Regions from separate parts of the Mus musculus genome. Here regions 1, 2 and 3 are each linked to region 4. Evidence: chromatin loops called from intact Hi-C (ENCODE). Cell type or tissue: left cerebral cortex. All regions are shown on one strand. Region 1 holds the start of Gm33308 (a long non-coding RNA gene). Region 2 holds the start of Gm40374 (a long non-coding RNA gene). Region 3 has its middle 9.9 kb from the start of Gm33308. Region 4 holds the start of Prkar2b (protein kinase, cAMP dependent regulatory, type II beta).

Region 1 (8,000 bases), 190 kb before region 4:
GGGTCATTTGGAAAATAGCCTGTAACATACCTGTTACGTTACTGAAACCTAGTGCTGTATACTGGACTGTGTGTCCCCCAACTCATGCTGCAGCCCTAATCCTCAGTGCTGCTATATTTGGGAATAGGGCCTGTGGTTTATATGGATTAAATGGGTCATAAGGCTGTCATAAGGATGTCAGGGCTGTACCTTTTACACTGAGAACAAAAGGATCAAAATAACAGCATCCCTAACCCGTTTTGAGAGCAGGGTCTGTTTGCATGGGAGAGGCAATGAACTCCAGCCCTCGCCAGGATGCAGGCTACCTCCAGCCTTGGGGTTTTGTATTAGTTTGCCTTCTTTTTCTTTGTGTTTTTCTTTTTCCTTTATTTTAGGACATAGGAGCTTGCCAGGAGGGTTATACGTAGCAGAGTGGTCCCCAGGAGAGGCCTGGAAGAGTACACAGAAAAACAAGAGACAGAGGAGGCATGGTGGTCATGGCCTCACGTCCCGTGATTTCATCTCCCTCAAAAGCTATTCTAATGCCCCAAATTCAAAAAAGCAAAACATTAAAGCTGTTTCAAGCTTTCCAAAAAATCTTTGGAAGCCAACTCCCCCAGGGCCAAAAGTCCCTACATGACCTCTGCCTTCTTTAGGCTGTGTTTTCTTTCTTTCCTAAACCCTGGGCTCTGTCCAAAACTGAAAGGTCAGCAGAAAAAAAAACAACCAAAAAAAAAAAAAAAAAAAAAAAAAGACATGGGAACCAGACGCTTAAGACAGTGCAGGCTTTTATTGTGGGGAGGGGGATCCACAGTTGGTTGGGTATCGATGCCTAACACAGTGGGGTAGCCATAGGGCAGAAGGAGGAGCTGGGCAAGGAGGTCAGAAGTTTCCTTTTCTAGCTGGCTGTTGTCCATTCCTAAGAGTAATGGTGAGACATCAGTTAAAGAGTGTTAAGTGACTGAACAGCATCCTTCCTGGTAACCATCACTAAGATCCATGAGGCAGGGCAGTCCAGAGTGTACAGCAGAGGTTCTCGATCTTCCTAATGCTGCAGCCCTTTAATACAGTTCCTCATGTTGAGGTGACTCCCCCCACCCATAAAATTATTTTTGTTGCTCTTTCATAACTGTAATTTTGCTGTTATGAATCATAACGCACGTGCCTAATAAGAAAGATATCTGATATGCAATGCCTGTGAAAGGGTCATGTGACCCTTTAAAAGGAGGTCGTGACCCACAGGTTGAGAGACACTGGTCTAGAAAAACAGGTTATTTTTCTTCTAGGAATCAAATGACTGTAGTTACTGGAGTTGTCGCAGTTCAACCAAAATGGAGGAGTTTACAAAACAGCATGGCCCTGTCTCACAAAAAGCAGTCTCAAAGGGCCCGAGAGCCTCTCTGCCCTTTTCCTGTTAGTCAAGCATGTATCTTCCTGACAGTCTTCATGCACTGTTCTATCATAAGAAATAAAGAGGGGAATGAGGAGGAAAGCCCACGGGTTCTTTAGGACCCTGCCATATCAGTAACTCCTTTCCCACATGCTCTCCCAAGTCACCTTTGCCAGGAATGAAGACTGGAGTGCGTGCGCTCCTGGCCAGGACACAATGTAGAAGTTCCTCAGCCTCACACTCCAATAGCACTTGATGCCAACAGGGTCGAACTCAGTGGACTTCTTAGCCTGTGTACGTCACCACAGCAAATGTGGGACTCACAGGTGAGCCTACAGCTCTCTGTGAGCCACCTTCCAAAAGACACATTCACACACACACTCTCTCTCTTCTCTCCTCTTCTCTCTCACTCTTCCCTTTCTTCTCTCTCCTCTCTTTCTTCTCTCTCTCTCTCCTTTTTCTTCTCTCTCTTCTCTGTCTCCCTCCCTCCCTCTTTCCCTCCCCATCCCCCTTTCCACCTTATTTTTCACATAACACCTAATGAGCATTTGACAAACCATATGTTTTATTTTCCTGTATTTCTGTACCCCGAGTCTATAAAAGTAGGAATTGAGCTCTGTTGTGCTCACTGCTCTAGTTGTGGTGCTAGTGCTGTGTAGGATTACTTTTAATGAATATTTGCTTAATCAACAAATCCCCAGGACGAGTTTTTAAAGTCTATAAACAGACATTATTAAGTTCAATTCAAGTCTGAGAAGACAAGAGCAAGGAAATATTTGCAGCAAAAAATGTAGCGAGCAGAAACCTAGAAGAGTAGGGAGTTCAGACCTTTCAAAAATGGCATCTAGCATTTTAAGTAGGGGACAAAATGCCCAGGCACAGACAAAAGAAGAAAAAAAAAAAAAACAAAAAACAAACGTTGTATTTTGAAACAGGAACGGAAACAACTTTATATTATTGATGCACCAGGCAGGATACCACTGAATTACCAAGAATACTATACAACAGGGTGCTGCTGTTCACCCACACTCGGGTGAAGAAACAGAAGCGACAGACTTAGGTAGCTGCAGGGTCCCCTAATTAGTAAGCAGGCAGCTTTCACACCTGGATCTGATTGGATGCAAACCCCATGTCCTTTCCTCCCCTGAGATGGCCTGCCCAAACTTGACACACTCAGACTGTACATTTGGTTTTCAGCTAAAGCCCATTTCTCCAAGCCCCAGATAACAGCAGGGTCAATTCATGCCCAGTTACACATTAAACAATTTCACAATTTCACACCACTGGCTCACAGGATGGCTACTGTCTTCTTCTCCAAATCGATCTTCCTTTTCTCCAGAAACTTCTAGAAACTACACTTCATTATTAAATTTACTAAATAAGCAAAAAGTGCCATACAAGAGAGTTCATCAAAATATAGCCAACTGGCACACAGAATCCCACTTTTTGTGAATTGAATTAATAGGATATTGACATTAAGGAGAAAATGAAAGATGACATGTTTAAATAGAAGCAGTCAGATGGTTTGTAACAAAGGTCTTATTTGGGCGGTAAAACACTCGAAGCCATCTGTGGGTCAGTGGCTCCCTGGAAGAACCTGAAGAAAATAGCTTCTAACCCTGGCTGCTTCTTCTGCCCTTAGGAGGCTTCGCCCAGATCTAGTAACTCTTCACAGTGCCAACCAGCCAGGTGAATCTAATATGAAGAGTGGTTCCAGAACTTTCTCTGGGCCCACGTCACTGGGGCAATGGTTCTGAAAGGCAGGCATGCAACAATACAATAATCGTGTCAATAGAATTGCTACACTCCAGAAACCCAAACTCCAAACTCCAATGTATACCCCAGGTTTAAGAGGAGAAAGAGTAAAAGCTTTAGGCAAGCCTAAAGCTATGATGAAGGTAATGGGAGAGAGAAATTTCCTGCTTCTAGAAAGTTACAGGTATCTGTTATTCTCCACCTGCCCAGCAGGTGTCAGCATAAGACAATGTTCCTAGGACTCTGACAGACTAATTTACTAATCACATTAGAAAGTCTCCAGTTTTAAGATGAGTATTGAAGGCAGGGTGGCAAAATTTACACATGAGCCTTTAAAGGTGTAACTTTTAAAGGGATCTATGTTCAATTCCAAGTAAGATTATAAGAGATAAAATGAGGTGACTGGAAACAAAAATCTGGCTTTTGTCTTTCCAGGAGTTCCCGGAGCTTGTCAGTGACCCAGCAGGACTCAGCAAAGCTACAATCAGTTGTGTCAGCAAACACACTGGGCACTGTTCCCTCAGACTCCAGGGACATGGGTTAAAGGTGTTGGGAGAAAGTTATAACTGCACTAAACACACACACACACACACACACACACACACACACACACACACACTTCGTTCTCTAAACATTTCTGGAGATGTTAGCGTCAAAGCCTGGGATTCTGGCGGCCCCAAAAACCTTGGTTTCAGTCACCTGTCTTCACTAGGTCAATTACACTAACAAGTAGGACTGGAAAACAGAAAAGGGAAGAACAAATAAGGAAGTCCAGTGGCTCCCAGATCCATCTGCAGGGTCTTGACATCAGGTTTGGGCTTAGAGGGCGAAGGCATGCCTAACTAAGCAGTTCTGTTCAAGGTTGACTTCATTGGCCCGTTAGTGTCTAGGCTCTATCTGCCCTGCAAGATGGTCTGACAAGTTGTCAGAACCATGGGAAATCTCTTCCTCCGGTAGCTTCAGGCTTCAGTCTTTCCCTTCCTCCAGCATACGATTTCTGGGGAAACTGCAATTTCTTGAGATCCATTATCTGGTAGCTGACAGGAGAGACATGGGTATTGCTTTATAATATCTTCTTTCCTGCCAGGATGGTTGCACAGATGACAAAAGTATAGAGTTATTTACATAGCATTCCCTGGTATGAGGTGTTGTAAATAAGCCAGAGATTTTGTTTTGTTTTAATATTTATTTATTTATTTATTTATTTAATGTATGTGAGTACACTGTAGCTGTCTTCAGACATACCAGAAAGGGGCATCAGACCCCATTACAGATGGTTGGGCAGCATCCAGTGACCATCCCCGGGGAGTGAGTATAGCAAGTGTTGTATCTGCCTTCTCTGCGACAAGCAACCACCATCTTAGAGAGATGGGCTAGGCACTCTTGCAAATGAATTGTTCTAGCTTGGGGGTGGGGCGTGTCACAGAATCCTCGCCCAGTATCCAGCGAGTATCCAGTATCCAGTATCCATCTCTCTACCACCTTTTCCTTGCTATTCTGCTTTAACTGCACGTGACCTTGAAAGGGACTATAGGATATACGGACTGGGATAGTCTAAGGGAGAGAGCGACTCTGTCTATGCTCCCGGGAAGCCCTTATTCCTGCTGGGTAAAGGCTTTCCAGGTGTGCCCTGTGGAAGGGAGGTACACTCACACCCTTCTACATAACCCCTGTAAGGAAACTCAATAAAATTCTTAGGACCCCAGAGAATCACGGTGATGGTGTCTCCGTTTGTCAGTGGAACCCTAGGAAGACGGGTAGATGCTTCTGTTTCCTCCTGGGAAGGAATTTCAGCAACACATGTTGTTGCACAACTTTTTAAGAAGAAAAGATCGTGTCTCTGCTTCTCGGGAGTTTGCAGTATGAAAACAGAGACCTCTGACACAGTCAGTATACCACCCTAGGGATTACAAAAGCAAATTAAGGAAAATGAGAAGGCAATCAATGGTTTTGGGAGCAGTTGGAGGAGGAAAGTGAGACAGCTTGGGAGAACTTCCTGGAGGGATTGGACACAGAGTTGATGAAGAAAGTGAACCAAGGCACAAAGCTGGGCTCTGTTCTGCCTCATCTTTCTTCTCTGTACCCAGAATTCCTCCTTCAAACATTAGTGCTGGTATCTCAATGAGAAGTGAGCGATAAAGAGAAAGAAATGAAAATTTTTCAAAAATCCACTCTTCAGTGCTATTGCTGGTGTTGGCTTGGGCAGGGGTGTTCAGTATGTCCCATGTGTAAAAGGGGCAGAGTGTGATATATATAAGGGTGGGGCCATGTCTGTTCAGTGTGTCACATATACAGGGTGGGGACATGTCTATTCAGTGTGTGACATATGTAAGGGTGGGGCCAAGTCTTTTCAGAGTGTCACAAATGTAAGGGTGGGGCCATGTCTGTTCAGTGTGTCACATTTGCAATGGTGTGGGCATGTCTTTTCAGGGTGTCACATATGTAAGGGTGGGGGCGTGTCTGTTCAGTGTGTGACATATGCAAGGATGTGGGCATATCTGTTCAGTGTGTGACCATTGTAAAGGTGTGGACATGTCTGTTCAGTGTGTCACAAATATAAGGGTGTGGCCATGTCTGTTCAGTGTGTGACATATGCAAGGGTGTGGCCATGCCTGTTCAGTGTATCACATATGCAGGTTGGGGACATGCCTATTCAGTGGGTGACATATGTAAGGGTGGGGCCAGGTATGTTCAGTGTATCACATATGTTAGGGTGGAGCCATGTCTATTCAGTGTGTCACAAATGTTAGGAGGTGGGAAGGCCTGTTCAGTGTGTCACATATGTAAGAGTGGGGCCATGTCTATTCAATCTGTCACATATGTAAGTGTGTAGGCATGTCTGTTCAGTGTGTGACATATGTAAGGGTGGGCCCATGTCTGTTCAATGTGTGACAAATGTAAGGGTGTGGGCGTGTCTGTTCAGTGTGTGACATATGCAAGGGTGAGGTCATCCATGTTCAGAGTATGACATATGCAGGGTGTGAGCATGTCTTTTCAGTGTGTCACAAATGTAAGGTTGGGGCCATGTCTGTTCATTGTGTCACATATGTAAGGGTAGGGGCATGTCTGTTCAGTGTGTCACAAATGGTGAAGTGTGGGCATATCTATTCAGTGTGTCACAAATGTTAGGGTGTGGGCATGTCTGTTCAGTGTGTGACATATGCAAGGGTGGGGTCATGTCTACTCAGTGTGTCACATATGCAGGGTATGGGCATGTCTATTCAGTGTGTCACAAATGTAAGGGTGGGACCATGTAGATCAGTGTGAGACATATGTAAGGGTGTGGCCATGTCTGCTCAGTGTATCACATATGCATGGTGGGGACATATCTATTCAGTGTGTGACATATGTAAGGGTGGAGCCATGTCTATTCAGTGTGTCACAAAAGTTAGGGTGTGGAAAGGCCTGTTCAGTGTGTCACATATGTAAAAGTGGGGCCATGTCTGTTCAGTGTGTGGCATATGCAAGGGTGGGGTCATGCATGTTCAGAGTATGACATATGCAGGGTGTGGGCATGTCTTTTCAGTGTGTCACAAATATAAGGGTGGGGCCATGTCTGTTCATTGTGTGACCTATGTAAAGGTGTGAGCATGTCTGTTCAATGTATCACATATGCAGGGTGGGGCCATGTCTGCTCTGTGTGTGACATATGCAAGGGTGGAGGGCATGTCTGTTCAGTGTATCACATATGTAAGGGTGGGGCCATGTCTTTTCAGTATGTCACATATGCAGGGTGTGGGACATGTCTGTTCAGTGTGACACATATGTAAGGGTGGGGCCATGTCTATTCGTTGTGTCACAAATATTAGAGCGTGGGCATATCTATTCAGTGTTTCACAAATGTTAGGGCGGGACGTGTCTGTTCAGTATGTGACCTATGCAAGGGTGGGGTCATGTCTATTCAGTGTGTCACAATTGTAAGGGTGGGGCCATGTCGATCAGTGTGTGACATATGTAAGGGTTGAGCCATGTCTGTTCAGCGTATGACCTATGTAAAGGTGTGGCCATGTCTGCTCAGTGTATTACATATGCAGGGTGGGGACATGTCTATTCATTGTGTGACATATGTAATGATGGAGCCATGTCTATTCAGTGTGTCACAAATGTTAGGGTGTGGGCATATCTGTTCAGTGTGTCACATATGTAAAAGTGGGGCCATGTCTGTTCAGTCTGTCACATATGTAAGGGTTTAAGCATGTTTGCTCAGTGTGTGACAAATGTAAGGGTGTGGGCGTGTCTTTTCAGTGTGTGACATGAAAGGGTGGGTCATGTCTGTTCAGAGTATGACATATGCAGGTTGTGATCATGTCCTTTCAGTGTGTCACAGATGTAAGGGTGGGGCCATGTCTGTTCAGTTTGTGACATGTGTAAGGGTGGGGCCATGTCTATTCAGTGTGTCACAAATGTTAGGGTGTGGGCATGTCTGTTCAGTGTGTGACATATGTAAGTGTAGGGCCATGTCTGCTCAGTGTGTGACAAATGTAAGTGTATGGGTGTGTCTGTTCAGTGTGTGACATATGCAAGGGTGGGGTCATGTCTGTTCAGAGTATGACATATGCAGGTTGTGATCATGTCCTTTCAGTGTGTCACAGATGTAAGGGTGGGGCCATGTCTGTTCAGTTTGTGACATGTGTAAGGGTGGGGCCATGTCTATTTAGTGTGTCACAAATGTTAGGGTGTGGGCATGTCTGTTCAGTGTGTGACATATGTAAGTGTAGGGCCATGTCTGCTCAGTGTGTGACAAATGTAAGTGTATGGGTGTGTCTGTTCAGTGTGTGACATATGCAAGGGTGGGGTCATGTCTGTTCAGAGTATGACATATGCAGAGTGTGATCATGTCTTTTCAGTGTGTCACAAATGTAAGGGTGGGACCATG
Region 2 (8,000 bases), 85 kb before region 4:
TGTCTGTGGACCCAGAAAGATCCTTAGGGCTTGCTAGCCAGTTCAGTTAGCCAAGGAGGTGAGCTCCAGGTTCAGTGAGAGACCCAGTCTCAAAAAAACCCAGTGAAGAGGCTGCAAAGATGGCTCCACAGTTTAAGAGCAGTCAGTGCGCCTTTAGAGGACCCAGGTTTGTTTCTCAGCACCCGCATGACTGCAACAACCATCTGCAAATCAAGTTCCAGGGGATTCAGTACCCTCTTCTGGCCTCTGCAGGTACTAACACAAGTCATACATAGAAATCTGGGCAAGAGAACAGCCATACCCATAGGAATAAAAACAAACAAACACTTTTTAAAAATAAAGCAGGAAGTGATTGAGAAATATAACCAATGTTATCCTTTGACTTACACACACACACATGAATACATGTGCATGCACATGCCCCTTCATCCACACATGTACACACAACATACATACATACATACATACATACATACATACATACATACATACATACAAATGATACATTAATTTCTATTTTACAGTATTTCCAGACACTAAAGCTCCTTCTCTCTTTCTCATGCTTATTTTTAAGGTCCTTACATGCAATTTCCTACCTTCTCTTTGTCTGACTTCTTGTACTTTATTATTAGCAGATTTTTAAAATAATCAGAGCTTTCTGAAGATCTGAAGCAAATGACTGCAGTATGGCGGGAAGGGACTGACTGAGAGGGCAGATCTGGGGTGGAAGGGTCTATAGTAGAAAAGAATAGAAGGCATGCCTGTCTGTAATCCCAATGCTTAGGAGGTGAAGGCAGGAGGATTATGAGGTTTGAGACTAGCTTGGACTACATAGTAAGACCCTGTTCCAAAAAGCCAAACACAAGCTGGGTGTGGTGGTGCATGCCTATAATTCCAGTACTTGGGAGGTAAAATCGGGAGGATCAGAATTTCAGGATCATCTTTATCGAGAAAGTGAATTGGTGGCCTGCCCTGCCAACAACAGCTAAGGACAGTTGTATGTCTCTCTTTAGTTGGGGTTGTGTTGATAACATTTGTGTCACTGTGACCAAGTGCCTAACAGAAGTAGTTTAAGTGAAAATGGGATTGTTTTAGACTAACGGTTTTTTTGGATTTCCACCCATCCCAGAGGTGAAGTCATGGCAACAGGACAGCTCAACCCAAGGCAACAGGAGCGTATAGCCAGGTCCCTCATATGATGGCTATACCAGGAAGCAATGGAAAGGCCAGAACCAAAGACCTGCTTCCACTGGCCAGATCCTGCCTTCTAAAAGCTCCACAGGTTTCAAAATAAGCCAGAAGCTGAGGGCTAAGCATTCAAAACATAAGCCTGTGGGAGATATTTTAAGATTTAAACCATAAAAGAATTCTATCCTTTTTCCTGTCTTCCACCCAGAATATTTAGATAGTGGTCTGTCCATGGGTTGGAATTTAATATTAAATGGCCTCAGAAAGCTCTTCTAGAAAGTTCGGGCCTGGCTGGCTCTCCATTTCCTAAGACTCAATAATAGATAATGGAGCTATTGCGTGTTATTTTAGTTCAGTAAGAGCTCATCATGTTGAGAGGCTTTCTTTAGAATAGTTCTACTTTGTGCCTCTTTCAGATCTCCGAGCTGATGGGATCCTACTTTCCCTAACATAGAGACATTTTTTTTTCTTTAAAGGAAATTCCATTCTGGCACAGTGATTACTGAACAGCATCTGAAGTGCCGTGGGGGTTAGGGTGATGACTCAGAAACAGCACCCGAGGATCTGAGACACTACTGAGACAAAGGACACAAATGACTTGGAGACAAGACATCGAGAGTATCGTCCATCAGCATCCACAGTTAGATGGTGACTTATCTCCCAAAGCTTGCCTTCTCTGTCTAGTAGTCACTGTAATGACTGCGAATTTTAATAAAATGCAAATATCAACGCCTCCACACATTGTCGGTATGGGTTCCTCCAGTTTCCGGTCTCAGTGAAGAACCCTCTAATGTTCCAGTATTCAAATCTGCTTTCCATGGGTGGAGTGTCCTCTGAGAGCAAGAACAGTGCAAAGCTACAATAAAGAGGAAACTATAAAAAGGAAGCCAGAGACTGGTGATCAAAACTCTTTCCTTAGGGTCTGTCTCTTCCTCCCTCTCCCCCTCCCTCTCTGGAGGCTTCCCCTGCCACCCTGAACCAATAGTTTCTCTCCTTTCCCCAACTCCATCCCTCCTGTGCTTCTCACCCCACCCCCCACGGCATCTTCGACATGAGGCACTGTAAACTGAAATAATCAATCAATGCCTTAGAATGTGTGAGCCCTGTGAGCAAAAGTTCTGTCTGATCTGTTTCTATTCGGAGTCTAGTCTAGAGCCAGCCTGTAGAAACTCTTAGGTGAATGGCCTGTCCCACTTTGGTCACAGCAGGTAGGTACAGTCTTGCTTCCCACTAACCAAATCTTATTTTCTTCCCTCTAACTTTGAGGATCCTTATGTCTAAATCTTGAATCCACTAAGATCTTTCCCAATGCACGCTCCATTTTATCATTCTAGTCTGTTCGTCCTGTCCAGTCTTCTCTCTCCTTGTTTCTGTCGTATTGTTCGTCGGTGTTCACTGTCATTTGTTTCATTCCCTCAACACAGTATTGGTTTCATCAGAGTTGGTCATGTATTGTAACACCCATACCTAATACAATGAATACACATTCTTTTAAAGGTTGAAAGAATGTTCTGGAAGGCTTTGCATTTTTTTTATTAATTTCCATTTGATTGTCCATTATTCAATGCCTGGGGTCAAACTAAATGAAAGATACCCTAGCAGCAACCACACAGTTCTGCCTGTCATGTCTATATCCATATCAGAATTCTTCCTGCTCTCCTTTCCCCACAATGAGACCCGTTCTCCAAATACCCCAGCTCAGGGGTCGTTCTATGGGTAGCCAGGTTTGTCCTGTGAACCATGGCTGAACATTTGAACTAGCAGGGGAAATTTTCTTTGAGGGGTTTTAGAAGATGCTTTCAAGTAAGGACCCTCTTCCCGTGATCTGTGCTTGGATCTGATGGGAAGGGCTTTGGTCATTTCAACTGACAGCCATTCATTCTCTTATGAAGACCTGCCGTCTGAGCAATTCACCTTCAGCCTTCAGAAGACAGAGGAATACTTATGCTCTCCAGGACAGACTCTCCTGTAGTCCTCCTGGTATGCTCTCATATTTGAACCTTTACATTCTTACACTTATTTTGCCTTTATTAAAGTTAATATTTTTTACTTCTAGTAGTTCTTTGTATTGTCAATGCAAGTGTCTCCAGAGCCTTTAGCCCATTTTACATGGACCTGTGGCAGTACAGTTATCTCTATCTGGCATACAGTAGGTGCTTAATGTTCCCTTTTCTTTTCCTTTCTTTCTTTCTCTCTCTCTCTCTTTCTTTCTTTCTTTCTTTCTTTCTTTCTTTCTTTTTCTTCCTTCCTTTCTCCCTTTCCTCCCTCCCTCCTCCCCTTCTTTCTCTCTTTCTCTCTCTCTCTCTTTCTTTCTTTCTTTCTTTCTTTCTTTCCTTCCTTCCTTCCTTCCTTCCTTCCTTCTTTTTCTTTCCTTCTTTCTTCCCTTTTTAAGAGAAGGTTTGTCTAGGTGTCCCTGACTATTCTGGAACTCTCTCTGTTGACCAGGCTGGCCTGGAACTCAAAGACTTGCCTGCCTTTGTCCCCCAAGTTCTGGGATTAAAGGCATGTGCCACCAACCCACCTGGAAGTCCTTGGTATACTAGTTCTGTGATGCACTGGTAAATGTTTGTTTTATGAGTAATATTGACAAACATGTATGATTTTTGTCACTAATGCATTCTTATCTGAGTGATGAAAATTACCAGTAAGTTACAAAGCTCTTCGTTTGAGTTTATTATTTTAATGGGTTCTCTTTTTCTAGGTGCCTTTTAAATGACTTTTCCTCTCTGTTTTGTCGGTTCCCTGAGAGTTCTCCTTGCAGGTATGCCAGCGTCTCTGTCATGGTCTGTGGAGTGCCTTTGTGGGCGTCAGCAGTTGCACTTGCAGAGTCCAACCCCCAGGGGTCAGAGTTAACAAACTAGAAGTGGCTTGGACGAGTTGGCACCCACTCCCCAGCCCTCAGCTCTCTTTCTTGGAGGAGCAAGCAGTCTCTTCCCATCCAGGAGAGAATGTGGCTTTTCCTCTTTACCTAGTGATGTAAAAATGGCTCTGGATGGCCAAATTAGAAGGTAATGCTGAGCTTCTGGTGAGCCAGTTGTAGAGCCTTTTGTACAGGAGACTGCTCCTGGCTTGACAGTTTTGACATTATCTGTTTAAAGACCTTCCTAATCCTATAGCAAGAAAGTTCTTTGCTGATGTTCTAGCTTAGACCAAGCAGGTCCTATGTTCACAATCCTAATGTGCATTGCTATAGAACTAAATCATTCTTTTTTTTTTTTAAAAAAACTGATCAAACTCTCTTCAGAAAATCAATTTTTACAGAAGTACATTTGTATCTGATTTCAGCTCAGAATTATAGTAAAGGCCAAAATAATACATAATAAGATCTAATTATTGCTGGGGAATGGCTCAGTGGGTAAAGTGCTTACCGTGAAAACATAAAGACTGAGTTCAGGCCCAGAATAAGTGCAAGGTGGGGTAGCACATACTTGCAATTTCGGCATGGTGGGAGGCAGAGGCAGGTGTTTCCTATGGGTCTGGTGGCCAATCAGTCTAACTGAAACAGTTAACTTCGTGAGAGCCTGTCTCAAAAAAAAAAAGGTGCAGACTTTTAGATGTTAATTTCTTCCACATGTGTCACATAAGATATCTCACGCCCTTCCCTGTATTCACACAGGCGCGCACTCACATTTGTCTGTGTGTGTGTGCATATGTGTGTGTATGTGCATGTGTGTGTCCAAACACACAAATGCTTACAGTATTAAATGTCCAAATTAATATCATCTCCCACATCCTCAGAAGAACTTTCCTATTAGAAAGTTATTTCTTCAGATTGGAGTGAATATTACCTCCTTAAGGAACAAACAAATGTCTCAGAGTTTTCTATAATCCAATTGGCTTCAGTTTTACCCGGCGGAAGGACATATACAAAAGCAAAAGCCACCACTATGGTAATGGACAATCATGAAGACTAGAGGAATTCCAACTCCCAGCAATCCCTCTGTCAGCCTAGCACAGCTTCCACCATGCAGATCATTCATCTAAGCCCTCCGCAGTCTATTCTGAAGACATAACTTCCTAAAACTCTCCTTCTGAAATCTTACTGCCATTGCATTCTTCAAGATAACAAACAATGCTTGACATTATTCTCAGCCAACTCAAAGGAAGTGCCTACCTTCCCTTGTTAGAGACGTGGAGTCCTTGTGCTTACAGATAAGCACTAGGGGACCCTGGAGGGGACCCTGGAGTGATAAGCACACAGGGTTGTTCCTTCAAAGGAAGGATGCATAACCTGATATCATCCAGAAGGCTGGGAGCAGAGGTGGTGAATAGGCTGGAGATGTTGGTGCTATCTGTGTGGCCAGATCACACAGACTCCCAACCAACAGCGGCTACTGAATACTGTTAAATGGAACCAAACTGCCTTCCTGCCTTCCGTGGATGTCTTGTAGACACAAACCATCCCGAATCCCCTCCATTCCCTCCACCCCCTCCACTCCACGCCTACACTCTTTTCCTTCTGCACAGTGGGAGACTTCACTCTTCTAAGCACACAGCTTCTCGGACGTCCTCTAGGGCAAGCTGTTCTGTATTTTGGAGGGCTGGTATTATAGGAGGGCAGAATTCTTCCGTCCCTCTTTCCAAGTCATTAACTAATCCTCCCCTTAGTCCCTCACTGTCATTCTCACCTCTGACCTCACTACACATCCACTGTAAAGTCAGCCACTTGGGTCACTATGTCCCAGCCCCTAGGACTTTCATCTCTACATTACCCACTTTTGTCACCATGCCTTGACCTCTTCTGACCACAAGCTGAGTTGAATTCATCACTTCCCTGAATTGCTGTACTTCTGAAACTGTATATACTCCAAAACTCCCTCATCCCCACATCTTGTTCCTCCAGATGTCAATACAGGTGTCATCCAATCAGACAGCAGCCGCCAGCTGGATCCCACCTGCTCCCTAACCCATCAAAATTAGTCTGTGTGCCTCTGCTGTCATTTTTCATCCTAGACTCTGCTCAGTCAACTCAATTCTTTGCCTCTGACCTGTTTCCTTGTATCCAATTCCTCACCCATTCCTGCTCCTCCCCTTCCTTCTCTCAACTCTTCCTCCTTCTGTCTTTACATCACATTTTCTTCCTGAGTGACCTCATCTACTCTCACAGTTCTGACTGCCACTAATAAACGGATGCTTTCTAAATGTCCATCTCCAGCCAGAGTGGTCCTGTAAATCCCAGAGCCACATAACTGTCTACTGGGCATTCCAAAAAGTGTTTCAAACTCAACTTGTCAAAACTGACTTACTCATCAGTCCTCTGCAGTGGGAGTGGGAAATGTGATCTTCCTCTAGTGTCCTTCGAGGGAGTGAATGGCACATCATCTCCATAATGTCTCTAAGGAAAACGGGTGGTCCTTCATGCTTTTCTTTCCTCTAGCCCCATGTGTTCTTCTCAGTTTGGCCAGTTGTACTTATTCCCAAGTATCTAAGGAACACAATCTATGAGCCTGATTCAAATCTTACATGATTACAGTTGTTGGTTGTAAACAGAAACTAGATCTCAATATTTTGGAATGTGTGTGTGTGTGTGTGTGTTCAAAGGCACACAGGCAGTTCCTTTGGAAAAACAGGAACCAGTGGCTTACAGATATAAGAAACCAAAGGAGCACCACTAACTAAGTCAGCTTCTGAAACTTGTACCTCATAAGCAATCTGCCACAGTCACCTTGGCAAGACACTCTAAATACAGTAGCCAGTAACCTCTTTTTATAAAATAGAAATCCAGTTTTATCTCTGTCCTTAAAACTCTTCACTGGATAATCAGAGTTTTCAGAATAAAACCCCTAAATCTTCAACATTCATGAACTAGCACCTGTTGACCCAACCTTTGCCCATTCATCGCCTCTCCTCCTACCTTATACCTTATACTAGCTAGGGCCCATTGAACTGAGTTCAGTTCTCCAAATGTGTAAATTCCCTATCTCCATACTTTGGTGTTTCTACCAATAACAGCAGTAAAACACAACCAAGATGGTTTAAGTGAAGAAGTACATTCAAAGGCATGGGAAGTGCAGAGTGGGATAAGAAAAGAAAGAAAGAAAGAAAGAAAGAAAGAAAGAAAGAAAGAAAGAAAGAGAGAGAGAGAGAGAGAGAGGGGGGGGAGGGAGGGAGGGAGGGAGGGAGGGAGGGAGGAAGAGAAGAGAAGAGAAGAGAAGAGAAGAGAAGAGAAGAGAAGAGAAGAGAAGAGAAGAGAAGAGAAGAGAAGAGAAGGTACACACAGTTCTCACAGGCCAGAAATGATGGTAAGTGACTACTGTCGAAGGCTGAAGGGGCAAAAGGAGAAAGTCCTGACAACAGAAGATCTGGTCTCCTAGACAGGAAGGCCCATCATTAGCACTTACTGTTGGGATGCAACTACTCCAGGACCAGGCTGCCCACCCCCACCCTGTATCCTCTCCATCTTGTCCAGTGTTCCTTCACAGGATCTCTCAGTCTGTTTAGTAGTGGAGTCATGTGTGTGACTTCTACATAATCAAAGTCTTTCCCTATGTTACCATCCCGATGCACACACACAGTATCTGGCACAGATGGCTGCCTAACTGATTTTTAAGATCATTTAAAATTACTTTTACATTTTGCTGTGTAGACTCTGAAGTCAATACACTCAGAGTCAATGTAAGAAAAGTGGGGTGTTTCAGGTAGCGCTTGTGGAGGTAATTTTAAATATAATTTTTAATGTTAGTTTATTTTTCTATGTATGTGTGTGAATGTGTGTGCACCACATGCAGGAGCCCATGGAGGCCAAAAAAGGGCACATTAGACACCATAGAAGTAGGGTTACCAGTGGTTATGAGGGACCACATGGCTACTGG
Region 3 (8,000 bases), 180 kb before region 4:
GTGTGGGCGTATCTTTTCAGAGTGTGGCATTTGTAAGGGTGGGGTGTGTCTGTTTAGAGTGTCACATATATAAGGAGGGTATCTGTTCAGAATGTCACACATGTAAGTGTATGGGCGTGTCTGTTCAGTGTGTGACATATTCATGCTTTATGCCATTTAATCCTTACAAAAACTCTCAGTTTCAAGTGGCACTGTTTGCAGACTTGAGTTTTATTTTTGATGCAGGAATTGACTCATGCGTACTAGGTACATGTTCTACCACTGAGCTACCAGCATATTTGCAAGTTTGGGTTGATAAAGACCCTCAAACAAGTTGAGGAACTTGACCAAGAACTATGGTATCTAAAAATCATGAAGGATTATTCTGCACCATATATAAAGTCATGCATGTTCACAACAAGCCAGTCTAGAAATTAGTAATGCCAATTTGAAAATGAGGGAGTTAAGTACTGCTTTTTGGGTCATGGGGCTTAGGAGCCTGCCAGCCTCAGTGTAAACCACTGTGTGTCAGGAGTTGGGCTCTCTGCAAGCTAAGGCTATGAAGGCAATACGTGAATTCTCTTGGATAGCACCAGAGAAGCAGGGGTGGGAAGCAGGGCCAGAGGCTCACCAGTATTGATTACTGGCTATGGACCACAAAGCATGCACGGGGCTAGGGCTGGAGCTGGGGGGCATGGAACTACAGCAGTTCTTGCAGAGCTGGCAGCTGATAACTGGCTGCACTCCTGGAATCAGGATAAATTCTTCCTGGGAGAACATGCAACAGTGCACCACAGTGTCCATCACACCAGGGCCTACATCTTGGTCCAGGCAGACTCACCGTGGTCTTTCTGCTGCAACCTTCTATGTGTGGAGGGAGGGCTATCAGGGAAGCAGCAGTGTTTGGTGGAATTATAGAGAAGGGTAGGGCTGGTCTGATGAATGGTGAGTGTGATAGTTTGTATATGCTTGGCCCAGGGAGTGGCACTATTAGAAGGTATGGCCCTGTTAGAGTAGGTGTGGCCCTTTTTGGAGTAGACGTGTCACTGTGGGCGTGGCCTTTAAGACTCTCATCCTAGCTGCCTGAAAGTCAGTATTCTGCTAGCAGCCTTCAGATGAAGATATAGAACTCTCAGCTCCCCATGCACCATGTCTGCCTTGATGCTGCCATGTTCCTGCCTTAATAATAATGGACTGAACCTCTGAACCTGTAAGCCAGCCCCATTAAATGTTATCATTTGTAAGACTTACCTTGGTCATGGTGTCTGTTCATAGCAATAAACCCCTAACTAAGACAGTGAGACCAGTCCCTAGACTCCACAGGGACATGAATGCCTCTGCCTCCTTCAGTGTCTCACATAACATTAGCTGAAAACTAGTGAGAAGCTGCCAAGCCAATCATTAAAGACTTGCATTTATTTTAATGGCAGTCTCCGTGTAGCCTAGAAAGGGCAGTATGAACCCATCCCGGGTGCAACTATTGGTTCAGGCGTTTGAGTTCTTTGTGACAACTTAACTACTACATGTCACATGCTCACCCCAAAGGCTGCAGAGCTACAAAATGTGCTGTTTAGGCCATATGCTGGCCTCCTGGATACACTGCAGGGGTACTGTGGAGAGCGCTGCTTTTCGTTTGGAAATTGAGTCTGCTAGCTTGTGGCTTTCTCAAAGTGGTGAGAACAGCAGAATTCCAGCCAGAGTGGAAAAAAAAATTCTCATACTTCTGCTTGGATTCAGAGAACAGCCGACTTGACAGAAGGCAAAAAGCCAGCGAGTTTAGCTAACTCTCTGACAAGGGAGCAGAAAGAAAAATCAGCTTTGCATACCTCAGTCCCTCTCCAATATCACGTGAGAGGGTAGCCTGGAGGACTGCAGAATAGACCATGCAGGAAGGAGGACTGGGCCCTGGCAGTTCTTGAAGTAGGTGACTTGCTGATTGCAACCCAGAACAGAGCTTCCTCTGTGGGACAACGACTGGCCCTCTGTGCTTCTTCACCTGGCCAGCCACTCCTCCATCCTGGAACACTTCCTGGTGGATGTCCTACTTAAGACAACCTGGCTACAGCCTCAGTTCAAATTATCCCCCCATGAAACTATCTGTCTCCATTACCACTTGGACCAAAAGTAATTCCGATCTTAATTCACATTGCACTCACATAGCAGGGATTCTAGTGGTGTGAGCTGTGCATTAGAATTACTTGGTGTGCTTGGCTAGAAGACGAGTGCCTTGGTTTCAGACTGTAGCCATTCTGGACGGCAGACATAGACCAGCCTGCAGTCTGCATTCTCATGTTTCTGTTGGCTAATCATAGTTGGCAACTTGACACACCTGGGAAGACAAAGTCTTAATTGAGTAACTGTCTCCATCTGATTAGCCTATGGCTGTGCTTTTGACGCAGCTTCTTAATTGTTGATTGATGTAGGAAGGTGCAGCCCACTGTGGATGCTGCCTCCTCCCCCATCCCCCGAGGCAGATGGGCCTGGGCTGAATTTAAAAAGATAGCTGAGCAAGCCAGGAGAAGCAAGGCAGTAAGTAATTTCTTCTACAGCGGTCTCACTTCAGTTCTCTCCCCATCTTTGTTTTGTCTTCCTTGATGATTGCCTGTAACCTATAAGAGAAATAAGCCCTTTCCTCCAGAGGTTGCTTCTGGTCAGAGTTCTAGCTCAGCAACAGAAAGCAAACTAGAACAGTAGTCAACAGAATGTCCCCAATGTGCTTGGCCCGTAACAGGGGTCCTCGAGAAGAACACACCTTTCTGAGTAGGGTAAGATGAAATCTCAAAGTGGTCTTGATTCACATTTTTCTAATTTCTAGTGATGGTGAGCATTTATGGAGATCTTTCTTAGCTTTGGGACAGTGGGACCCTTGCACACATCCCAACTGTTCACTGATGATAGAGATTTTGGGGTAGGCCAGTTCAGAGTGCTGGATCTGCACCTGGGTGTTGTCTCTGCTGCTCAACATGTGTGTTCTTCCTTATCCCTCCAGGGCAAGCACTCCAGCACTGCTCTGGCTAGCTTGCCAAATGGCTCAATCAGGCAGGAGGCAGGGTCGGCTCTCCCAACTGCCTCAGATGTCAAGGGGCAAGGGAGCAGAGGGCATACCTCTTCCCCCTACCAACCTCATGGCAGAGGAGTGTCAGAGACAGCTCTCCCTCCCTCCCACCCTCACTCCTCAGGGTCAGTTTACACACACACACACACACACACACACTACACACACTACCAAGGCCAGCTCTACTCTGCTGCTCAAGTGAGTTGTAGAGCCCATTCTCCCAAGTGCTATGGTGGGTGAAGGGCAGGGATGAAGAAAATGGTGTAATTATGTTATAATCTTAAAATATACAAGCCTATTTTAATAAATAATGCACTGCTGGTTATTGGTGGAACATGCCTTTAATCCCACCACTTGGCAGGCAGAAGCAAATAGATTACTGTGAATTCAAGGCCAGCCTGGTCTACAGAGCCAGGTCGAGGACAGCCAGTGCTATAAAGAGAAACCCTGCCTCAGAAAAAAAAAAAAGAAAGAAAGAAAGAAAGAAAGAAAGAAAGAAAGAAAGAAAAGAAGGAAGGAAGAAAGGAAAAAAGCCACTTACTGTAAGGGCTAGTTTCCCTGAACCTTGCATGTGACAGGGGGACATACATAATCTGAGTCAGAGCTAATTTCCAGTATGCATGCTATTTATGCATACTGTCATTTACATATCACAGGTGCTCAGATATCTGCTGGTCAACCGATACTCTTGTTGGTGTCCTGGTTTTGTTTTTACTCTTTCAGATGACCAGAGGCTCTCAGAACATTGTGTCTCTCCCTCCTGTTTCTTAATCATCCTCCCCGCATAAGTCCCAAGGTCGAGAGGAGTCATTAATCCTTCCTCAACCCATTCTATCTAATCCCTGGGACCCTTGCTGGACTGCTGCTAAACTAGAAAGTTCAACATGATCTTTTATATTATGCTTTTTTAAGATGTATGTCCATGGAAAGTTAATATAACAAAGAGACATATGTTTAAGGATCTGAGTCTGAGCAGTCTCACGAGTGACAGAAGTTACAGTGGATGACCAGGAGTTTGTTCGGGACATATCCTGACCAAGCTGTTCACAACGATTCAATTAAGATGTCTTATGGGAAGGAATTGAATAATACCTTGTGGATTTGGTGTCATATAGAGGCAGGCTTGTGTACTTTCTATTCCTCAGATGAAACAATGTTTCAAAGCTGATAATACCACACCCAAAGGCAAGATGGGTTTATTTGACATACATTTACAAATTACAGTAACAACCAGGGTAGGAGCCTAAGCAGGAACCTAAACAGAGACGATAGAGGGATGCTGTTTACTGGCTTGTTCTTCAGGGCTCACTTAGCTTGCTTTTTATACAGCTGAGGACCACCTGTACAGTGATGTCACTACCCCTAGTGGTAACTTTGTGTCATCTTTGAATTATTCCTTCGATACAGACAAGAACCTGGAAACACTGGATAAATAGAGGTCTCATTCTATCTGTCTCTGAGATTCCACAGCTTTCACCTAATGATAACACAGTAACTGGAGTAGAGATAGATGTTTGCAGAACATTGTCCACCAGTGATGGATGTGATCCTTAAGAATGGATAAAGCTAGCAGAGAAATGGCTGGGCCTGAAGCAACAACAGGAAGAATAGAGAAAGCTGTGGAACTCACAGGAGGAAATAATACTGAAGACAGAGCAGTGAATTAACCCAGGGCATTATGAAGGCCCAGTGATAACATTTTATAGAAGGATAGGAACATCAATTGCCTCATCTCCTACTGAAGACCAATGATTTTGCCATTGATTTAGCATCCTGGAGGTCACTGGGTGGCCTTGAGATGAGAGGTCTATATGGAGTACCGAGAAAGCCCACATTAGATGGACTTAAGAGCAAATAGGTAAGATTAAAGCCTGAGGGAGCAAGCACTTTGTGAAAGTTTGTGAAAAAGAAGGGACAGAGACATGATACTAGTACAAAAAGTGGAGCTAGGGGACATTGATTTATTTTTGATTTAAGATGGGATCCAGGTAGGGGTGGCTGTGCATGCCTTTAATCCCAGCATTGGAGGCAGAGGCAGGAGGATCTGTGAGCTCAAGGCTAGTCTGGTGTACCGAGTGAGTTCCAGAACAGCCAGTGCTACACAGAGAAACCCTGTCTCAATCAATCAATCAATCAATCAATCAGGCTGATGGGAGTGGATATAACCATCTATTAAAACTGTATAAAAGAGAGGAAAAAGTTGCTAGTGTATAACTTTTGACTACACAGAGTTGGATGGAAGGGTCCTGCTTAGTTAAGACATAGACAAATGCCTACTTGCAGGCAGGAAGTATATGCACGCAAATGCTGGTACGTGGAGCCAGGCAGTGTGGCACACACCTTTGGTCCCAGAACTTAGGAGGCAGAGGCAAGGGGATCTGTGAGTTCAAGGCCAGTGTGGTCTATAGAGCTATTTCCAGGAAAGCCAGGGTTACACAGAGAAACCCTCTCTTAAAAAGCTACATACCCAACAAAGCTGGTGCATGCATAGGAGTGGGCAGGGAATGGTGTGGGACCACTGAAATGAAATTGCCAGCAGAGAATGAGGCTTGGCGGGACTGAGTGTCTACAGTGGAGCAAGACTGAGTGGAAAGGGAGCTCAGAGAACTCTCCAGTGTGATGGTGGTGTTCTCTCTTTTGACTCAAGATGTGGGCTCCATGTCTTTCAAATTTGTCAAACTACATACTTTATCCTCTGTGCAAGTCATTGAGTGTCAAGCACATCTCCGTTCCAAAGAAATGAGATGCACCATGAGATGGAGGGGGAGGAAAACTCACCCAGGGAAAGGATGGAGAAGTGTGCTCCGACGGACTGCCTTCAGTTGTGTTCGTCCATCCCACGAGCATTGCTGTGGAGCATGACATTCCCCCACCACAGTCAGCTGAGCATGCGTGGGGCATGGTTGCCGCCATCCAGGGCTGTGGTTTTGCTGGGCAGGGAGTGTGAGTCAAGAGAGATGGAAGCGGGTATGATGACTGATGATAGAGACTGCAGTTCTCAAAACAGGGCTTTATGTGGGTGTTATGTCAAGCCACTGAACAGAAATGGGCTGTGGCTATAAAGGTAAACACTTGCTCCGGGCTCTGCCTTGCAATCAGCATCCCCTAAGCTAGAACTCGTCTCTGATTGCCTCTCACCCTGTTAAATGAATTCATTGCTCCTTGGAGTTAGCTTGTGCCAAGGACAAGGCTTTCTTGGGAGGACAGTTAAAGTGCAGGCATGTTTTCTGGATGTCTGCCAAGGAGGCGAATAACCCACTCTGCCTTCTTGGCTTTATGTAGCAAGTTATCCTGTATCACTTGCCAGGGCTGCCTCACCAAGGATGAAATCAGAGCTTGAACATCCAATTCCAGCAATGAATCCCTGAGTACGGATACTCCTGCCTGATGGCTTCAATCATGTCCAAATGTCACTAACATGACAATCTCCTAGCATAAAGCTTGAATCATAAATTGAAATTTAAGTGGCTTATCAATCAAGTGTACTTTACATTTGAACTTATCATACACTAGCATGCTCTCTCTCTCAGGTGTGCAGAGGATGGCAACTTTAAGATCTGTATGTATTCCTGCTTCAGGAGTCAGATAATTTCAACATTCAGGTAAAATTCTGAGGGGTGGTGTGTGTGTGTGTGTGTGTGTGTGTGTGCTCATATGTGTTCAGGTATCATATGTGCATATGTATGCAAAGGCCAGAGGTCAAACCTCAAGTGTTAGGTGCTAATCCACTTTACTGTCTGAGACATGGTCTTTCTCTGACCTGGAACTTGCTGGCTGAGTTAGGCTGCTTGGCTGGGAAGCCCTGGGATAGGTCTACATTTTCGTCCCCAGGGCTAGGATTACCAGCATGCAAGCAAGCACTACCACATCTTCTTGTTTGTTTTTAATTTTGGAGATCAAACGCAGGTTCTCACACTTATAGAATGATTGCTTAAGCTCAGACTAAGCATAGATATAGATATATTGATATAATAGTAATATGAGGATTATTGGAACGCTGCCTGGAGCATCTCATACATTGTCCATAGTGATGTTTTTGCCTCGGTTGCTGAGTAGTTGAAACAAAAGTATAGGACCAGAAGCCCTGGTGTTTACTGCCTGGCCCTTAATAGAAAATGTTTGTCAAGCCTTACCCTAGTGCTCCGCTTGTTTTATCACACTTGCCAAAATGTTCACGAGTGTCTATATTCTAACTCTGCAATGTAAGCTCCATGAGGGCAGAACTTTGACAATTCAAAGAAAAAACTGTCTGAGCGAGAACATCCAAATGGTGGTACCTGGGCATAGCGGCACAGCAGGGCCAGAATGCATTGCATTGAGAAGACGTGTCTGGGAAACTGGGTCTATCCAAGAGGTTGAGGCAAAGGGACTTTTCAGAACAGGAGGGAGCCTGCATCAGATGATTTGAGATAATAATCCTTAGGCATGGTAACTAGTAGCAACCGCAGTGTCAGCCCTAGATTAAACAAACAGTTCTCAAACAGTAAGGATGCATGGTACTTTTGTGTACGGTTGTGGCGGCCTCTGTACAGGCTGTAGCTGTAGCAGTCTCTTCTGAGGGTCATGTCTGGTCATTTCCTTTATGGGTGCTGTGTTGGGGTTGACACGGAGGCTCCCTTTGGATTCTGACATTCACAATTATTTAGCAGTCTTACCAGCTGCTGTCTTCACCGCTGTATGCACAGCACCTTGATCAATAATAGGTCAATGATAAACATTTGTTGAGGGATAACTGAATTAATCTACTCTGGCTTCACAAACCTCTAGCAATTTTCTGTTTTCAAAAAGTCAGATAGACCAAAGCAGGCAGATAGCTGACCCCTTTACAGTTAGGATATGAATGTGGGCAGTCCAGATCCAGAAGTTACTAATTTACAAGAAAGATGAGTCCTTTGAGCAGTGGTTAGATCATGAGGTTCCTCTCAAGGAGGCAATTCAGAGCCCTATACAGAGATTCACTCAGCAT
Region 4 (8,000 bases):
TATTTGATCAAGATACACCTTAACTATTGATAAGAAATGCTAAGTGATTGATTGGCCATAGTTATTATTCTTCATTGTAAAGCTTGCCCAAACTATTGGCTTCCCTTTGATACTGCCTTGTTTTAAGTGGTTGCATTAAAGCGATTTGATATCTCTGTCCAATTTTTCCGTGCAGAAATAAACTTGGTAGCATTTTTATTGCATTTCAGTGCTGAGCATTTAAATCCTTTTGCAACTGCAGTTAGTCTGATCCTCTGAGAAACAAGTGCAAATTGCTTTGTAAATCAACAACCAAAGAATCAATAGCAATGATGTTCTTTAAAAGAATTCCAGATGAGTAGTCCCTATAAAACGCCGTCATTACACTCAAACATTCAAAAGCAAGTATCTTTAAAATGAAGGAAATCATAAAACATTGTCTCAAAGATTATGTGGCAGTGATTAAAAGCCCGAACAGGATTTGAGAAGTGAAAATTTGTTCTGAGAACAGTTCTAGTGTAGCATAACGGGAACATGAGAATGAAGCTTTTCCTTTTCAGGTCATGGTTATTGGCTTAAAACTTGATGCAAACAAAAATTACCAGAGTGATGATTGCCAAGATGGTTTAAATCCAACATATCTGCTCTTAGTATTATTCTCTTGGAAACCTCCCAGAACGAGAGACCAACAACAGGTCATTTAATCCAATTACTAATTTCATGCCCGAGTCACTTCTACAGCTCTAAAACAAGGGGAGCTCCTGGCATTGTGGCTAATGAAAGCGAGCCATCTAGCACACCCTGTATAAGAAATCTATGATGTTAAAAAAAAAAAAAAAAAACAAAAAAAAAAAACAAAAAAAAAAAAACCATGTTGGAGAACGATACTTAAAAATGTGGTTCCTTGCTTCCTCTGTTTTTGAGAAAGGTGTTGAACATCCACAGACTAATAATTGTCCCTATACTTGGTTTTCCTCCACCTCTAAGCATTTGCTTGTACATAACTGCTCAAAATAAAGAATATTTTCCCCAAATTTCTCCATTGTAGCATTTAATTGCTATTGCTGTGCAACAAACTACCAAAATTTCAAGGCTAACACATACCTCCTCCTGTTTTTAAGGGTTCACCAACTCCATGGATCAGAACTTTGGTCAGGCACCTACCAGAGGGCTAGAGTGACTTCTAAATGCACCACTGGCCAAAGCAGTCACAATCCCCCTTGCGTTGCACTCCGGGCTTAGGAATGGTAAAGTTGTTCTGTGGAAGAGCACATGGGCTGGGAGGTACCATTACTCACTTTCAGAAAATAAAATGTATGTGGTCAGAAGTTGTAGCCAAAAGAAAAGATGAGTGTTTGCTGCCGGAAGGAGGCTCCTTTCTCTTCCCCACTTTCCTGTTAGCTGACTTAGAGGAAATGACTGGAGGTGGAGGAGCCACAAAGCCAGAATTACACAGCAATGAGCTTGAATGAGCGAGGATTCTTGATCGACATTGAGGACCGCAACGATAAAATCCCATCTTAACTAGTATTCTTTGCATTTTCTGCTGAGCAGTAGGGAGAAACATGATAGAAATACATCTTAGATTATTGGATCTGCAAAACATTTCGGTAGAGAACTTGACTAATACTGTGTTCCATATGGCCTCATGTGAAGACCACATTTTTCTGAGTTTATTTCTTATACACCACACAATTACAATTTAGAAGTATGTTATTTTAAAAAAAACACACACCAGTATTATTATTATGAGGTTAAGAAACTGAACTTGAGAAATGAATTCCCTTATGAAAAAAAAAGATAAATAAACATTGTAAACAAATGGGTAAGAAGCAATTTTTAAAAAATAAAACGAAATGATATTTTTGATTTCTAGGTTTTGGGTTTCGTGAGTCACATATTTTCCTTATGTGTGGGCAGAAAGGTAAGTGAGAACAACTAAGGAAATAAAATAAAACTCAATAAATAAATAAAACTTAAGAATAAAATAAAACTCAAGTGAGTTTGCACTTGGACTGCTTTACAATGAAATGGGCATCGTAGAAAATAAAGTATGCATATTTATACAGCGTTTAATTTGGCAAAAGATAAATTTTTCTGTTTCAAAATTCTCAGAATAGGCTCGTTTTAAAGACAAGGGTTTTCTTTAAAAAGCACAAATGTGTAGTTCTCTTTTCCTTTTTATTGCTATATTCAAATTTTGGAGATTTAATTGAAGTGACGCAAAGTGTCAGGAAAGGTTTTAAAAATAAGCAACAAGAGGCTAATCAGGTAACACACCCTTAGTTGTCTGTCCAGCTGCCCTGACTACCCTGTATCCTGTCTTGAAGGATCAACTAACTTTGTTAAGTGCTACACAATAAATGCGGCCTTTGTCTCAGTAACCAGTAGGAAATGTACTAAGCAGAGTGTGGCAGAGCATCTGTAAGGCAAACCATCACAGCCACGAGGCTAAAAGGCGGAATTAAAGAAAATTTTGTGACAGACAAGTGGCAGCATCTCTTTTATCCAGAAGAGAACCAGTAGGGCTGTGCGACTAACAAAAGACACCACGCACGTTTCTCTTGGGGTTGGATTCTAGGAAAAGGAAAAGCCACCAAGGTGGAGGCTGAAGTTTCAGCAGGAATTGCGCCGCACCAACTCTGCGTGGGACAGGGAGAAAGGTGCGTGGGATTCGCTCAGGGAGCTCAGGTGGAGCGCGCGGCCTCAGCCCCACGCCCCAGGCTCAGGCTGCCTCCACCCTGGGGCCACTTGAGAGGCGGCAGTGCTCCCGCCCGCCGGGTTGCCATGGTTTCCGGGGATCACGTGGGCGCGCGGGCGGAGGCGGGGCGCCGGGCGGGGGGCGGCGCAGCGGCGGCGGGAGCAGGAGCGGGAGGAGCTGGAGATGCTGCCAACCCTCCCCGGGCTGTGCTCGCTCTGCTGCTGCCGCCGCACGGAGCAGCCTCGCCGGGGGCCCAGTGCGCCGCGCTCGCAGCCGGTAGCGCCCGGGGCGCTCGCTCGGGAGCCGCGCAGCCCGAGACCGGACCGCGGATAGGGGGCGAGGGCGGCGTCCAGGCGCCTCGGCGTGCACGGGCAGGATGAGCATCGAGATCCCCGCGGGGCTCACGGAGCTGCTGCAGGGCTTCACGGTGGAGGTGCTGAGGCACCAGCCCGCCGACCTGCTGGAGTTCGCGCTGCAGCACTTCACGCGGCTGCAGCAGGAGAACGAGCGCAAGGGCGCCGCGCGCTTCGGCCATGAGGGCAGGACCTGGGGGGACGCGGGCGCAGCCGCCGGGGGCGGCATCCCCAGTAAGGGTGTCAACTTCGCCGAGGAGCCCATGCGCTCCGACTCCGAGAACGGCGAGGAGGAGGAGGCCGCGGAAGCAGGGGCGTTCAACGGTGAGGACCGGCCCCCTCGCGCCCTGAGCCCCGGCCGCCGCGTCCGCCTCACTCTCGAACCCCGCCTCGCTCTTGAACCCCGGGCTGAGCTCCCCACCTTCCCCGTGCTCTCCACCTTCCCATTACGCCCACCCCCTCAGCACCCATTTCGGTCGCTCCCACTCGCCCACCTTCCTACTCAGCTCTCTTGTCATGCCCTCCCTTTCTCTGGAGGTGGGGAAAGGAGAGGTTGCGCTCCCGCTGCCCCTCTGTCACCTCTCTTTCCGGGGCGATTTAGGGTGGGCATCTTGCTGGATCGTTAACTTTCCCGTGGTTGGAGATGTCTCAGGCTCCGGGAGTACCATTGTGCATGAAGGGCGCTTGGCGGCCTCTTTTCAGCCCTTTAGATTTATTAATGGAGTGTTCTGGGAGAAAGGGCGAAGCATGTAGGACTCAGTGAGAAGAGTGTGAAATCGGACTCGCTGAGGTAAAACAAATTAACGATAATAGCTGTGACATTCTTGGAATACGAATAATTTATTTTCCAGTTTTTCCAATACCATGTGGTGGCGATATTTTTGGACATATAACAAAGGAGCATATTTAGCCTGATACCTAGGGGGTCTTTGGCATGAGGAAATAGGCCAATGATTTTCTTTCTTTAAAAAAAAAGATACAAAACATATATTGAATGATTTTGATGTTCTTTTTAAAGTGTGTGGAAAAAAAAATAACACCATGGGAAGTTCTAAGAGCTTTGTCAGTTGTCTTAATGAAAAGCCAGCCAGCATCTAAGGACCACGCCAGACACTGAAGCTAGAGAGAATGAATGGGAGAGAAAGGGATTGTTTTAAATAGCTGCTTTTGGCGAGTCCCACCCCTTATGCTTCCCACCTCTCCCTGACACACCAGACACACATGCGTGTTTACACAATATGACCAAACCCCAGGTTTTGCAGGAGCCCGGGCTGAAATGCCGTGGTGTGCAAATGGACAAGTATTTTCCTTGGTGGTGTGAGGCGAGCATGCATGCAGCTTTTATTTGTTGATGCTGCTGGTGTGGGATTTGTGTGTCCACAATGCCTTTCACACAGTGAAAACACTAAAGGGCCATTCACTTCATTTCCCTTACGCCCTCCTCCCAGGAAGATTTTCATTCCTTTGTAGAATTAATTATATGTTGAATGGGTTATAAAATTAATGCATTCTTAGCTTGTTTAAAACACACAAACCCTGGATGTTAGTGCTCTGTGAATGTGAAAGATTGCTATTTAGATTTTTAATTTGGGACATTTGGGTGCTTTGAGAATAGGGTAATCATAGTTTTAATTGTTCCCACACCAAATCAGATGCTTGTCTCACTAGGAAGGGGAACTAGACAGCATCTTACACAGATGGTATAGAAAGGACAGTGACGTCTAATACTTGTATGCACACACATTTGTGCACATGCTATGTGTCTGTGGCATGGGGATGCAAGCGCAGGCAAGCAATGCACAATGGAAAAGGGGACTAGTGTCCTGAATGGGAGGCACCAAGGAGAAGGGAGGCTTGGGAGAGCCTCTGTGCTCTTTGGAATACAGTATTAATACAGTCAAACCTAATTATATCTAATTCTCTTGAAGCACTTTGCTTTGGTTTAATTTCTCCTTGCAAGAATGTGTATCTTGCACATTGGAAGAAAGAAGTGCTTTTGTAATTTTTATGAAGCTTTCTATTCCCCAAGTCATCTTTTCTATAAAAATCACTCAAGGTCAGTTGTAATAAATGCTTAACCAGTTGCCTTTTAACATCTCTACCTCCAGGGGTTTTAAAACTTCTTGACTATAACACAATTTGATCTTTATCCAGCAGATGTGTACGGGCATGTGCATAGCCGAAACTTTGGCATTGGTATAACCTCAATTGGGGCAATTCTCTTTTATATTTTTCTAACCCAACACTTTAATTATGTTAGATGTAAAGTGTGTTGAGAATCGGTTTAAAAAAGAACTGTGAGCTACAAAACGCTTGTCAAACTGTTTTTGTGGATGGCCTTTCAGACTTTGTGGGCATCCTATCATCTGGGTCTTCTTCTTTTTAAACAGCCCTTTAAACAAGTACACTCTATGGAGCTTGAATTTGTACAAGGCCATGATGTATCCAAACCTGATCATAGGGAATAAATATATATGTGTGTGGGGGGGTGTGCATGTGTGTGTGTGTGTATATGCACACACAGACACATCAAGATAGAGTCATCATTTATGGAAAGTTTGTGGAATTGACTGAAAACCCACAAACCTATTAAGGTTCTGTCTGTATGCAGGAGAATGCTGAAGAAAACCCAGCAGGCACTGGGCAGTTCTCTTGGCACAGTAGAGAAAGAGTAAGTGTTGGATGACAACAGTCCCTGTGGTACAGCACAGCATTGCAGGATCAATGACTTTACATTTCACATGAAGCTTGAAGCTTGATTCAGAAATATCATGATCTAGTACCCTTCTTAAGGAGCTTTTATGAATAGGTAAGACACAGGCTTGCTTATTTTCTTTTCTTCCTTATTTATTTATTTTTTTCCGGTCAACAAACATCTCTGGTTTCTCTGGTACCCACAGTTCCCTGATCATACTTTGAAAGCCATTAGTCAATGGATCATGATGACCATAATGTGTCTCGTCTTATTAGTGGTTAGAGAAAGGGCTGCTATTTGTTGACATCTGTGGTGTGCTAGGTCCTCCGTGAAAGCCTCCGTTCATCATCTCAGCTGCATGGGGGCTCTAATGAGACTGTCATTTACTTCGTGTTTCACAGCCAGTGTGCTGCAGGTCCAGAGCTGGCACCGGCGGGCCTGACTTCATCCCTGTACTCCTGTGATTCAGGTCTATCTCCAGAAGGGGCTGAGGCACAACCTAACCTGTGCTAGCCCCCTCATGTCAAACTCTCCTTGATTCTTAATGTATTTTCTTTAAGGCTTTGAACAATTAACTCGTTCGAGGTTACATGCAGAACCCAAAGTAGCAAAACCGGGTTTTTTACATCTGTCTGGGTGACCTTGAGGCGCATATCATCAGGAAGTTCTTAAATGAGATTTATTCTGTGGGTTGACTCACTGGTTGGGTGTCCCAGGTTTTTTCCAGTGTTGGTATGGCTTTGCATGGCTGGCTCTTGTCTTATGAGTCACTTTTGTGTAAGTGATTGTATTATAATAGCTTGAGGTTAAAGGCAAGTTTTTGACCATGAAACTGGTACTTGTTAGATTCCTATAAAGACCAAGCCTGTGACCTTGGCCTCCTATAATGTGGTAGTTTAATTAGAAAGCCAGATACCTGTAGTTATTGGAAAAGCGGTCGTCTGATCCATTGTTGCAGTGGTGTGGCCAGAGATGATGCCAGATAGGTAAGGGTGGCCTTTTACTTCCTGCTTGCCTTTCGCATGATCCTTTCATTTGTTGTTAGAGTTCCTGTTTAATCTTCCATGTTCATGGTGTGTGTGTGTGTGTGTGTGTGTGTGTGTGTGACCCGATCCTGGCTTTCAGGTAACCTTAGGTGGTAGAATGCTGGTAGTTTTGGTGACTCTCTCTAGGGAAACTCCCAGAAGCTAGAATGGAGACAGTTTGGCATTTCTTTAGCCTGCCCCATCCTGTCGAGGCATATCCCTTCTCTGCAAGGGTAGTAGTATCCCTTAACTGATGGGTTTATAGTAGGCCAAATCGTTGAATCAATGTTAACTTGGGGTAAAATGAGTGGTAATTAGATAATCATCATTGTTGGATCTAGTGTTGTTCAGAATTTCTCAAGTGATTAAAAACAAAGTAAAAATAGTTCAGGTTACCCTGCTGGATTGACAAGTGGTAAAGAACAAATTACAAAGGGTCACTTGTGGAGCAGACAGTGTGGGATGAAACTTAAGCAATATATAGAACTAGTCTTCTCTGTTGCAGGGGGAAAAGAACTAAAATTAAAAATAGATACACAAGCCAGTAGAGCCTTACACAGCAAGAAGCAAGAATGTCAAAGATGTATGCATACTTGCATGCTCCTCCCCGTGTGTGTGTGTGTGTGTGTGTGTATGTGTGCGCGCGCGCGCGAGAGAGAGAGAAAGACAAACAGACAGACAGACAATACTATGTATGCACTTGCTTCCCAGGTGGCAACTGTGACTTCATTCTCTTAAACATGTGAAGTCTTTGTTGGAAAACCTTATCTCACTTTGATTTTTACAGCTTAAGGGGGTACGAAGAACACACAAGATACAATTAGATCTTTTAAAATTAATTTCATAGGTATGCATAATGCATTCTAATTACTCCGACCATCTCTCTCTCACCCCCATCACCCCCATCAGTCTCTTTCCCACATTTGTCACTTGTGGTTTTGTTTTATAACCCATTTCACTTAAGCAGGGCCATCTGTGGGGGCCTTGGTTAGAACTATGCATTGGAGCTTGATCAGGTCCCCGGGTGGTATACAACCAAAGACAACATCACCCCTTTCTCAATACCAGCTGGTTTAGCAATGGGGGGCGGGGAGGGCTTTTTATGTCTTTAAGGACATGTGAAATTGGAACACTAGACCTCGTGCTCATGGCATGGATTCAGAGAGTAAGGCTATCATGAGAAGAAAGGAGGCATGCAGTTTTGAGCAAGCGTTCTTTACTTCTGATACATGTGAGGACTAAGAAGC

Evidence for each region. Peaks named below come from ENCODE experiments on the same cell type or tissue, not always from the same donor. Only the 100,000 strongest peaks of a DNase experiment are listed, where the experiment ranks them.
Region 1: a loop joins it to region 4, with 2.4 times the contacts of the local background. A loop is called at or near these places in 4 of 42 quality-filtered maps.
Region 2: a loop joins it to region 4, with 2.2 times the contacts of the local background. A loop is called at or near these places in 12 of 42 quality-filtered maps.
Region 3: a loop joins it to region 4, with 2.2 times the contacts of the local background. A loop is called at or near these places in 4 of 42 quality-filtered maps.

The regions. Positions count from the first base shown.
Region 1 is chr12:32,241,378-32,249,377 of GRCm38, reverse strand. Gm33308 (a long non-coding RNA gene) reads right to left here and starts at 3,113. Exons shown (of 3, transcript XR_381433.1): 1 at 2,988-3,113; 2 at 1,537-1,659; 3 at 761-898. In left cerebral cortex, a CTCF peak has its summit at 3,336 (motif pointing right); a DNase peak (open chromatin) is centred at 3,350.
Region 2 is chr12:32,140,747-32,148,746 of GRCm38, reverse strand. Gm40374 (a long non-coding RNA gene) reads right to left here and starts at 5,380. Exons shown (of 3, transcript XR_872664.1): 1 at 5,303-5,380; 2 at 4,557-4,709. In left cerebral cortex, a CTCF peak has its summit at 4,006; DNase peaks (open chromatin) are centred at 1,685 and 4,026.
Region 3 is chr12:32,232,333-32,240,332 of GRCm38, reverse strand. No RefSeq gene overlaps it. Among named protein-coding and RNA genes, the nearest start is that of Gm33308, 9.9 kb to the left of the region's middle. In left cerebral cortex, a CTCF peak has its summit at 4,388; a DNase peak (open chromatin) is centred at 1,693.
Region 4 is chr12:32,056,139-32,064,138 of GRCm38, reverse strand. It overlaps Prkar2b (protein kinase, cAMP dependent regulatory, type II beta), which reads left to right and starts at 2,862. Exons shown (of 11, transcript NM_011158.4): 1 at 2,862-3,357. The coding sequence starts at 3,057. Gm51992 (a long non-coding RNA gene) reads left to right here. Exons shown (of 3, transcript XR_003950224.1): 2 at 1,101-1,226; 3 at 1,856-1,920. In left cerebral cortex, a CTCF peak has its summit at 5,724; DNase peaks (open chromatin) are centred at 4,246, 4,758, 5,653, 6,471 and 3 more places; H3K4me3 peaks cover 4,016 bases; H3K27ac peaks cover 2,208 bases.